Linked DNA regions of Homo sapiens: region 2 is linked to region 1. A link is a contact called in ENCODE Hi-C data. All regions are on one chromosome and are shown on one strand. Each heading gives the region's core, a stretch centred on a gene start or an enhancer-like site at or near the end of the contact. The rest is flanking DNA. Distances are from core to core; before and after follow the strand shown. Region 1 has its middle 99 kb from the start of LINC02659. Region 2 overlaps RASSF4 (Ras association domain family member 4).

What was found. A loop is a pair of places that touch in the nucleus more often than their neighbours do. Pooled maps may share reads with other maps.
Region 2: a loop to region 1 is called in a pooled map, with 3 times the contacts of the local background. The contact joins two enhancer-like sites. A Hi-C loop is called at or near these places in 3 of 37 single-sample maps with no recorded cell type and 2 of 50 pooled maps.

What each region holds. Positions count from the first base shown.
Region 1 is chr10:44,008,814-44,013,856 of GRCh38, forward strand. No RefSeq gene overlaps it. Among named protein-coding and RNA genes, the nearest start is that of LINC02659, 99 kb to the left of the region's middle. RefSeq lists an enhancer at 2,004-2,083. Within about 2 kb of position 2,131, at least 5 of the 41 ENCODE cell types and tissues checked have a DNase peak (open chromatin) inside an H3K27ac peak, as active enhancers do.
Region 2 is chr10:44,972,978-44,978,359 of GRCh38, forward strand. The region is part of intron 3 of RASSF4 (Ras association domain family member 4); the gene reads left to right. It overlaps DEPP1 (DEPP autophagy regulator 1), which reads right to left. Exons shown (of 2, transcript NM_007021.4): 2 at 3,151-5,078. The coding sequence starts at 5,053. The coding sequence ends at 4,415. Among named protein-coding and RNA genes, the nearest start is that of DEPP1, 3.1 kb to the right of the region's middle. RefSeq lists enhancers at 1-210, 211-872, 1,822-1,971, 2,509-3,212 and a silencer at 2,032-2,251. Within about 2 kb of position 2,239, at least 31 of the 41 ENCODE cell types and tissues checked have a DNase peak (open chromatin) inside an H3K27ac peak, as active enhancers do.

The DNA.
Region 1 (5,043 bases), core at 881-3,380:
GGCAAGCTCTCTGCTTTTAAAGGGCTGGTGTAATAGAGCTCAGGGCTGGTGGGTTAACGGCATTACCCTTATTAACCACCTCATTTAATTCTCACCCTGGTGGGTTGTATCTCCCATCTGAGAAAACAGGCTCAGAAAGTTGTTTCTTGCCTACACTGTCAGCACTAGTGAGCGCACAGAACCGTACCTAGGTTCATTTGATGCCAAATGTTCACCCCAACAGAGGGAGGATAAAGAAGGAAGAGAATGGAGGTTAGAATGAGAACCAGTGAGTGTGCGGCCTGCAGTCAAAGTCTGTAATTGTCTCTCCTGTGGCTTGGCCAGGACAGTCCCGCTCATTAGCTTGTTTGGCCAACAGTGGTTTCTAATGAGGGGACTTGGGAAGATAGAGAGAAAAATAGCAGTCACGTGGTAAAAGTGTTAAGGTTTGTAGATGCAATGAATCAACACAGGGAGAAAATAGTCAAGTTGGGAGAAGAGAAATCACTTCCCCAACATTCAAGCTTAACTGATTTGCTTTGGGTTCAGCCTTCCACTCTTGAGTCCAAATACTACATCATGTCTGAATGTTCCTGTCTTGAAATGGTAACCTAATAATCTTCCCAGTCCTCAGGGAGATGGAGCATTGTTTGTTCCCTTCACCTTCTGCCCTTAGAAAGCACAGTCTTTTGGAAATTATCTTTGGCTCCTTGGATTTAAGCACTGAAGGCACTGCAGCCTTGTCGTGGTTCAGAAAGAACGCACGCTCTCCACGGGCCTGTTCGGCCCCCACTCCAGGAAGATGCCACTTGGCCTCAAAATATTAATGTTGGTGGGTTAAACTGGACCCTTAACCTCCTTTCCAAGTCATAACGGGTATGCAAACAGAGGGGTGGTCCTATGTGAGCTGGAAATAATGTTCTTGGCTGCCGCTTCCTTCTCTTTCTATTTTAGTCCTCAGGGACATGGCTTTTTTGCTTCTTTGAGATTTGGGAGTCTTGAGGTTTTATTGCAAAAAAAAAAAAAAAAGAATTCTGTGTGGTTTTAGAAGGCAAGTCACTTTTGAGTAATTTAAACCCTCATTTATCTAAACACGGAGGCTGAGGACCTCTTAGCGAACTGGGTCCCATGTTATAAAACTTTTGGCAAAGATTTGTCATCTATCCTGTGCTCTGCCCACACTCTTACCTAGCAAGTCCCGTCGTCATCTTTCCAAGCCAGTTTGGTCCTGCTGGTTTCTCTTCTTAGGTGTGCATTTTGTGCATGTATGTGCAGATGCCTGTGCACATGAGCGTGTGCTATACAGGAGGTCATGTTACAGAGAGCAGAGGCTGCGGCTGTTTACCAAGCCCTGCAGCCAGTGAGGTTCAGGGATAATTAAGAGAAATCTCCCTTGGCAGAAATGTGCCTGCTTGGGTCTGCTTCTCATTTTGGACAATTGGAAAAGGCAATCACTCAAGTTTTATTGATGCCAAAGAGTTTTTCACAGTCATCAATATGGGTTACAAAAATGAAGTTGTTGACATCTTATTTCTGGGGTTTTTTCTTTCAGATAATTGTAAGCCCTCAAGCATCATATATTCTGAAATAAGGCAGTTCCACCCCAGAACATAGCATTTTCAATGCACTACATGCAATTGATCTTACGGACATTCTGCCAAATTCCTGACCAATCATATCCATCTGTATCTATCAAGCGCATTCAGAGTTCTCTCGCTGCTGTAAGACAGAGGAAGAGTAAAATCTAAGAGTAAAGTCAGAGTAAAATCTGACCTTGATTTTACTCCAAGAGGTGTGAGATAAGATTTAAATTCTACATGACTGCTTTTAGCTATTTCTTAACATGATGTATATTTTGGGTATTAATTCCTAGGGTGTTGTAGAGTTTAGCTTGCTCCCTTAAGCTCCCTGTTAGTTAGGTCTTCTGGACTGCTTTGTTTTTACTCTTGGACCAACCTGGGCTGAGGCTCTACTTGGGAGCTCAGTTCAGCAGCTGTGAGCCCTGATTATCAGCTCTCTAGGTCCTAGGAACTCATTCGAATATCTGCTAGGTTTCCCAGCTTCCACGGGCTGGAAGAGGACATCTTTCCTCCCCATTTGCAGAGAGACAGCAGCCCAGGACTGAGCTCTTGGCAGCAGCCCTCTGTCCCTGTCATAGAAGGCCAGGCTCTGTGCCCAGATGATCATGATGGGGCATAAGGCTGGCTTAGCCAGTCAGGGGCTGCCCTCTGTGAGCTCAGAGGAGACTTGGGCAGGCCTTGGTGCCTGCCCCTCATGGCATGAGGAGCCATGCTGATCTCATGAAGGAGGAGCCATTTCCCCCAGGTCAGCTCCCTGAGGGCTCAGACCTGAAACCAGGTGCACAGGAAGCTGAGTCACTAGGGGCCAACACAGTTGCTCTCAGCCCTGGGGAACGCAGGGGAGCTCATTACAGCTGGCAGAAGTCCTCACCATAAAAGCAGAGGTATTTACTAGCCCAGGAAGGAAATGGAGTGACCCATATGTAGTATTACCATGGAGGAACTCTATGAAAGTCACAGTTTTAGCCATCTTTTGTTTAAGATTAAAGAGCTAAGTAGAATAATGGAATAAGTTGAAGGTATTTGTCAGGCCACCGGGATGATGTCATTTGCTTTCTGTCATTTCTAAAACTGGAGCCAATTTCAGAAACTGAAGCCACCCCTTGCCAAATTATCCTCCTCTATTCTAGAGGGTAAATACTATTCTAGACTGCTCTTACCAATCTCCACTGAAATCCATGTACACATCTATAGTTCCTTTTTGTGGAAAAGAAGTCAAAGTTTAAATAAGTTTCCCAATGCCACAAAAGAGTTAAACAATCTGGACATTTTTCTCAGACCACCTCCTCTATCATCCATCTAAAAATGTGCTTCTCCCTCCAGATATGTGCAATGCTGCAATCAGTTGCCATGGAGACCACACTCTGGCCCTGTACCCTCAACAGCATGGTTAAATAAGTGGTAATGTCAGACCTCTCAAAGCATCTTGGCGGCCCCAATCCAGGTCCCAGAGCTCCAGCCAGCACAGGCCTGGCCAGCGTGGGCACCGGGCTGGGAGCTTGTGGGAGCCTGGGTGGTCTGGTGCATCCCTGGCCAATGTTTAAATGCTGACTTCACGTGTGGGGTTGCCCTGGTGGGTTGCGGTAGAGACACTCCTCCCATGAACTGCTGATAAGAATGAACATTGTAAAAGAAACAATTTGTAACTGGCTATGGCAAACTCTTCTTTGCCATGGGTCTGGATTCATGAAATACAACATGACCCCAACAGAGCTTTAATGTGTTCAGGAGCTGGTTGTTCTTTACCTTCCTCTTGCCCCTCTAATGAGTGATTACCTGCATGCCCATACCCGCTGATGCCCAATGTACACACAGCTAGAAGTATAAATGAGTGCGTTGACCACCGAAGGTCAAAAAATATATATATATTTTTACATGATATTGCTATAAATGACAGGACTGTGGGTCTGAGCCTGCTGGAAAGCAGCTGACTTTAGGTATTCTGTCAGTGGCCTGTTGGGAAAGCCCTGCCCAGCTGGGTAGCTCCATATGGCACCATATTGACCAGTTGCAGTGTCTTTCTTCTGGATTTTGAAAATGAGACACACACAGGGATGTCAACATTGGGCCAGGGTGAGCCAGATGACTCACAGAGAGGGTCTGTGAGAAGACGCCTTTGGATAGCAGGGCGTGTGTGGGCTCAGGGGCATTTGATTGGCAGCAATCAAACGGGGATGCAGAGATGAGAAAAGTCAGATCTCCATGTGGGGTACAGGGCAGAGTGCAGAGCACACTTGCCCAGGATGGGGTGAAAGATGCCTCCTTGCAGTTGGCCTGAATTTTAGATATTTTTCATTGGTGGATGCTTTTCCCTCTCATCTTGACTTCTCTCTTAGGATGAAACCCAAAGCTGTCCTCACTTTTCCTGCCAGACAGATTTCCTTAAGTGAGCCATGTGTTGGTAATGAAATCCTGAACCCACGCGGGGTTAGACAGAACCAGCAGTGCTTGATGATCTATCAGATGTGGGTGAAGACAGAACAGAGCAAGGTATGACATGGTGCCCAGCCTCTGCTTGGCCACAGCCATGGAGGACCGGGCGAGAGAGTGCAGAGAGCGAGGTGGTGCTAATGTGCCCTGAAAAACAGTTTCTGACCTGCGTGATGATAAAATGAATCTGAAGTGCCTTTCAAAATTGTTTATTCTTCCTCCCTTTGCTGCTGTTTCTCCTCCCCTTTCCTCCTCTGCTTCTCCTCTGCAGGGCAGCACATCCATTGAATGTCTTATCAGCTTCCCTGGTGTTTTCAGGGCAAACAGGCCCCCTGATCCATCTCTTGAAGGAAAATCTTTGTTATGACATTTCTAGCTCAGAGCAAGGCATGCTCGATATAATTAATTGGCAATTCCTTGGGATGGAAAAGTTCTGCCAAAAATGTTCTGAGTTCAGGGTGAGCATGTAAATCCTTTCTGAGCTCTGATCTGCAAGCTTGGGGGCAGGAGATCACAGAAATTAATGATTGGCATCTTTTCTGCAGTCAATTTCCCTCTAAAGGTCAGCAGTGGCAAAGCACACCTGGGAAGCAGAGCTTTGTAGAACCTGATAAGAATAAGCACCCCGTGCAGTGTCACTACATGCCACGCTGTCTGTTCTAGCTCATATGTGTGCTAATCCATTTGCTTTTCACAGCCATGTGAAGAGGTACTTTTAATATCCCATTTCCTGGATGAAGAAACTGAGGCACAGTGAGGATAAATAGCTTGCATAAAGACATAGGATGGGAAAGGGCTGGGCTGAGCCTGTGGTTCCGGTCCAGGCTCTCGGGCCACCACACCCCATCCTGCCTTTCTGTATCTCTGCATCTTCCATTGCTCTTCATCTGATGAGCCCTAGGCTTGATTACACCTAGATTTCTCTCCATACTGCAGCCAATTTGAAATTATTTTCTTTAAGTTTTTAGGGGGAAAATACTTTCCTATAGAATTAACCAATAAGGAAATCCTGTTCAGAGAGGACCCTTGCATGGGTTTGCAGCATCAAGGGATT
Region 2 (5,382 bases), core at 989-3,488, 960 kb after region 1:
CAGCCAGCCCCTGAGGCGTCCCCTCGGCTGGCCAGGCCAGACATCACACCCTTCAGGAGCTTCTGGCTCCTGGTCCAAGCTGTGCTGGGCTGCCTGTGACCACCAGGCATGGTACAAACCTCACACTCTGCCTCCTTGACCTGCCCAGGCTGCGAGGCCCCACAGCTTGCTCCCCTCCCTCTCCTGCCATCCCACCTCCTCATGCTCACTTCTGTGACACCTGTCTCACCCTGCCTGCCCCCATCCTGCACTCCCCAGGCCGGGCACCCTGTGGGTCCCTGTGCAGAGTTGGTGGGTGACTTAAGCAGCAGGTGTAGGCCTGGAGAGAGTTGGGGTGAGTCCTCGGTCCTGAGCTCCAGTGTGCTGGGTAGAGGGAGGCATTGGGGAGAGGGTGATGGCACCACAGGGATTTCCACCTGTGCTGTTAACACACGCCACTTCATATCTTCTGGTGGAGGCCTGGGGTGTGGTCACTGCTGTTCTTCAGCTCTGGCTGTTCAGGGATTGATCTAAATCCCAGGTGGCTTTCCACAGGTGGTCCAAGCACCAGCTGCCCTGGGAACTGGTTAGATATGCAAATTCCTACCACGCCCCTCTCCCAGCCTGCTGAACCGAAAACACTTAGTCTTCCCGTCCAAGTTTTAAGGAGCCCTCCAGGGCATTCTGGTGGAAGGTCAAGTTTGAAAACCACTAGTAAGAGCTTAGTTTTGGCACTCGGGATTCCCCAAGATAATCCCCTCTGTAGGAACAGTTGTCGGGGGCAGGGGCGCGGGAGCGGGAAGCCCCAAGAGCCTCCACCCTGCGTTTGTGGTTTGTGTGTGTTGGTGTATGCTGCGGGACAGCCCACATAGAGAAGTAGGGGACTCTCGGGCTGGGAAGAGGTGTTCTTGACAGCCCTTAATGATAGAAAGTTAACCCACTAGGGGGATTTTCCTGTCCCTAACGCTGAAGAAAGTGTAAGGGTTTGACCCGGTCTCCATGGAGTCAGAAAGTACCTTTCAGGAAAATTCTGTAGCCTTAACAGCCCAGGGTACCGGTACCGGCCTGAAGAAGTGTGTGTTTTTGCTGGGTCGCAATTACCACATAAGACGAGGCTTTAGGCTGTGACACTGATAGGCACAACTGGTCCCTGGGGCACCAAGCCCCTCCAGGTCTCACTGCCACCCTGTGATGCACCCACCACGACCTCCTGGGCCACTGGGCACTTGCTGCAGGGGCAGGGCCATCCCAGGCCAGTCTCTCCTCAGGCACCACAGGCCCCAAGGGCTGGGCAGACAAGAGGAACAGACACTTCCCCAGAGAACCTCCAATGCACCAGGCACTTTGCCTCTCCTTTGTTTAATATAAGGTGATATAGGAATGATTATTTTCCAGGCAAAGAGATGGAGGCTCCCAGAGTTTAAGTCTCTAGTCCAAGGTCACATTGCAGTAAATGAAAGGTGCTGGCCATGGCCCCAAGCTCACAGCCACTTACAAAACAGCAATACCGTTTCCATTAGGCTTTGGAGGTCTCCACCCAGTATCAGTGAACAGGTCTCAGGGACACAGGGTGCTGTTTGTTGCCCTTGAGCCCCAAGCTAAGGGGCTCTCAGGCTGGCGAAGGGCTCACCACCCGGGGCGCGCTCCCAGAGCCGCCTGAAAGAGACCCCCCCGTGTTGTCACTGCCCCTCACCCGCAGCACCGGCAGCCTTAGCAGTACGGTTTGGGGTGCCTTCTCCTCCACTGTCTCATCCCACTTCTCCGAAGGTGGGCAGGGCCACGCTCTGGGGCCAGCGTCACGCCCTGGGACCAGCGGCTCCTTGTGAGCCTTCTCCCCGCTTCCGAGGGGCTAGAGGAGGGACGCCATCTCTGGAGGCTGAGGCGCCGACTTCCTGTATCATGAACCTCGCCTTTGGGATAATTTTGCTTGTATTACAACAAAAAGCCTGAGCAACGGGGAACAATCTGTGCCTTTTGAAGATGGCAAAGGGCTTTAGCCAGGCTGGCTGGTATCTCAAAAGAAAAAAGGACCGCCCGGAAATGTCCTTGTGTAAACCCATGGCTCTGGACAAGCAAGTGAGCCCCAGGCGGCAGGACCTTTTCTGGGGACTGTGTGCCGGCCCCGCCCGCCTGGGGCGCGGCGCCGAGGCTCCGGGGCGCCCCCTGGTGACCGCGGGCGCGCTCCACATCCAGTCCCGCTCCTCGGCCCAGGGACCCCTCAGCAATGAGAGAAACGGAAGGGGCTTCCCCTGGTCCGGGGGCTCCGTCTCTCCCAGGGGTGCGGAAAACCAGCATCCCGCCTTGAGAGAGTTGCCCCGTCCCCTCTCCGAAGGCCTGGCAGACCACTGGCCCCTGGAGTGACTGGCCAGCCCCACGAACATCTGTTTTCTGGGAGCCGCAAAGCGCTTCCCAGCCTGCCCGCTCTGGGCAGTGCCTTGTGTCCCACTCACTCCCTTCTTCGCCTCCCATCCCCACCTTCCACCCCCACCCCCACTCCCCTCTCCACCTCCCACCCCCACCCCCACTTCCCTCTCCATTCCCTTCTCCAGTCCCCTCTCCACCCCCAGCCCCACTCCCCTCTCCATTCCCACCCCCACCTCCACTCCCCTCTCTACCTCCCTTTCCACTCTCCCCACCCCCACCCCAGTGGCAAGAAGGAAGGAGAATGTAACTGCTCTACAAGGGCCCCACCAGGAGGCTTAGCTTGAAGGGAAAGGAATTCCCCTGGGCCTCTCTGCAGGAGCTTGGGACACTGCCAGAAGCCCCAACCACAAACCTGTATTCTACTGGGAGGGAGCGCCTTCCAAAGGTGCCATTGACCTCTTTCACACAGCTGGGTATTAGTGAGGAAGCCCGGGGATGGTCTCCTCAAACTGCCAGACCTCCCCAGATGCAGCGAGGTGGCTTCTGAGCATAGGGGAGTCTGCTGACCTCATCCTAGTTGCCGGACTCTCCCTCTGACCCCGTTTCATGATGCTTTGCAGAAGGGGCTGTAGTGAGGCTGGGCCCAGCAAGCCCGGACCTCAACCCCTCTGCCTTGGTGGGTGGGCCCTCTGGATCTCTCCCGAGGATGATGATTGGCTAAAGGCTGCCCCGGCTAAAGGCTGCCCCACACGTTTGCCCAAAGTCAGGGACCTGCAGGTTTGAGACCACCACAGAGACACAGTGGGCTGTGACAGATACAAACATTTGTCTACAGTGCTCATAAATGCAGCTCCAAGTTCACATGCGCAGATTCCCAGCCCTTGCAGGGTGTGAAGAACATTGCTGATGTCCCCATTTTATAGATAAGGAAACTGGGTAATTGCTTGTCTGAAACTTTTTCCTTTTAATATGGTTTACATTCTATCTCCAGAGAAAACACACTTAACAGAAGACAGAAAACATTTAACAAATCCAAAGCAATTAAAAATAGCCACAAAAAAAGAGAATAACCTAGACTGACAGCTCACAGAGCAAGGAGGTGGCAGAGACCTGCCCAGGTGAGCTTGGCTGTTGCCCCCAGCTCAATCTTCCTCCTCTCCTCTCTCTGTCCCTTCACCTCTGATCAGTCCCAGCCTGATTCCCGTTCCCTGATGCCTCACCTTCTTGCTGCCAGATGCCTCTAGGAACTAGGGTCCTTCAGACTCCAGATGCCCTGACCTGGGCCTTAGGACATCTTGACTTCCCCAGTGGACAGCTGGACAGTGCCCTGCTCTCACCCACAGCTGGGACCCTGACCATGCCATGAGGCCCCTGTGTGGAAGTGGTGTAGGGGTGGGGATGGTAGCACTGAGTGGTACAGATTCTATCTTGGCCCTCATCATGGGGGAACTCTCCCAATGCCACCACAGGACGTATGAGTTGTAGCCAGCAGAGTGCCCCAGTGGTGCCAGGTGACAGTCCCCCGGAATACATTAGTGCATTTGCTAAGACTCCATGTGTTCTCTTGGGCCTCACAGAACATGGGCTTTGAGGGTGGGAGCCAAGAGGCAGACTTGGGAGTGCCCGAGGCCTTGTTCTGAAACACCTGGGGGGCTGACACCCCCACTACCCTCACACCCCTACCACCAGTTTCCCCACCAGCGATGATGGTAGCTACTCAGCCAGTGGGCTCCTATATGCGGTTACACGTCAGAATGGCCTGGGAGGCAGGTGCCAGTAATTATCCCTATATTACCCATGAGAAACTGAGGAACACAGATGTTAAGTAAGTTGCTCAAGGTGATCAGCCAGCAAGGGTCAGAGCGAACGGGATTGGTAACATCTCCTCATGTGAAACAGGCTGTTATCATATTCAGAGGGGGTCGGTCTCACTGTGAACTGCCCAAGCAGGGGCCTCTGCAGAAAAGCATTTCCCTTTCAGAGACCTGCCAGGGGCAGTGACCACCATGGAGGAGACGAGAGGAGATGCAGACCCAGCATGCTCTCTACAGAAGCCTTTACTGGGGAGGGGTCAGAGTTCATGGATCACCGGGAGGTGCGAGTAGAGTGTTCTGAGGACACTGCTGGGGCGGGGGCGGTGGCGGGAGGCCATGGCTTGGGCAGACTGCCCAAAAGTCCAGCTTCTTAGGTCAGAGCTCTGCTGCCCATCCTGCGGTGGTCTTGCCAGGGAATGCCCAGGCATCCTGGCTTCACAGAGCCTCCCTCTGGGGGCCCCCATGGGCTTGCTGCTGTCCATCTGTCTATGTGGACCCCAGAGGCCAGCAGAGGGGCCAGTCCTCCTTGGCAGGTCCCTCTGGCTTGGCTGCTTTTCCTGGGACTCCCCAAAAAGCCAGTCCAGGGGGTCCACAGTATCAGCCATGGGCAGTGTGGGCTGCTGGCCACTGAAACGTGCGGTGATGTCTCGCAGGGACACAGCAGGGCGGCCCTTCCGGCAGGCCTGGGCTGGCCTGTGGGGTGGCCTGGGTTGGCCCTGGGCCGTGGCCTTGTCCAGCACAGAGGTGGGCTGTGCCAGTCGAGATATAGACCTCACGTAGTCATCCAGGCTAGGAGAGGGTGGGGGCTCCTGTCCAGGACCCCCAAGCAGCATCTCCTCCGTGGTCTCCCGAATTGTGGGCAGATGGGCCACGGAGAGCAGAAGCCGGGACCTCATCACTCTGGCGAGAGGAGGTGGCAACCTGTTGGGAAACAGAAGCCTGGTGGTGAGGGCCTGCCATGCGTCCCACCGCCCCTCAGCGTCACCACACTCCTCTGGGGCTGCCTGTAGGAATCCGGTGCCCTGAGAGCAATTTGAAGTCTACAGAGCCCAGACCAGAGCTCCGACTGCTGGGATCTTTTCTTCCTGTTCAGGTTAAAAACCCCAAAGGCTTAAGATTTTATCATTATCGTTTCAGAATGTGCACAGATAAGAGAACCTAACCTAACAAACACTGGTCAGAGGAAGGCTGGGTTTAAAACCAGGATCGGCCACGCACTGACCAT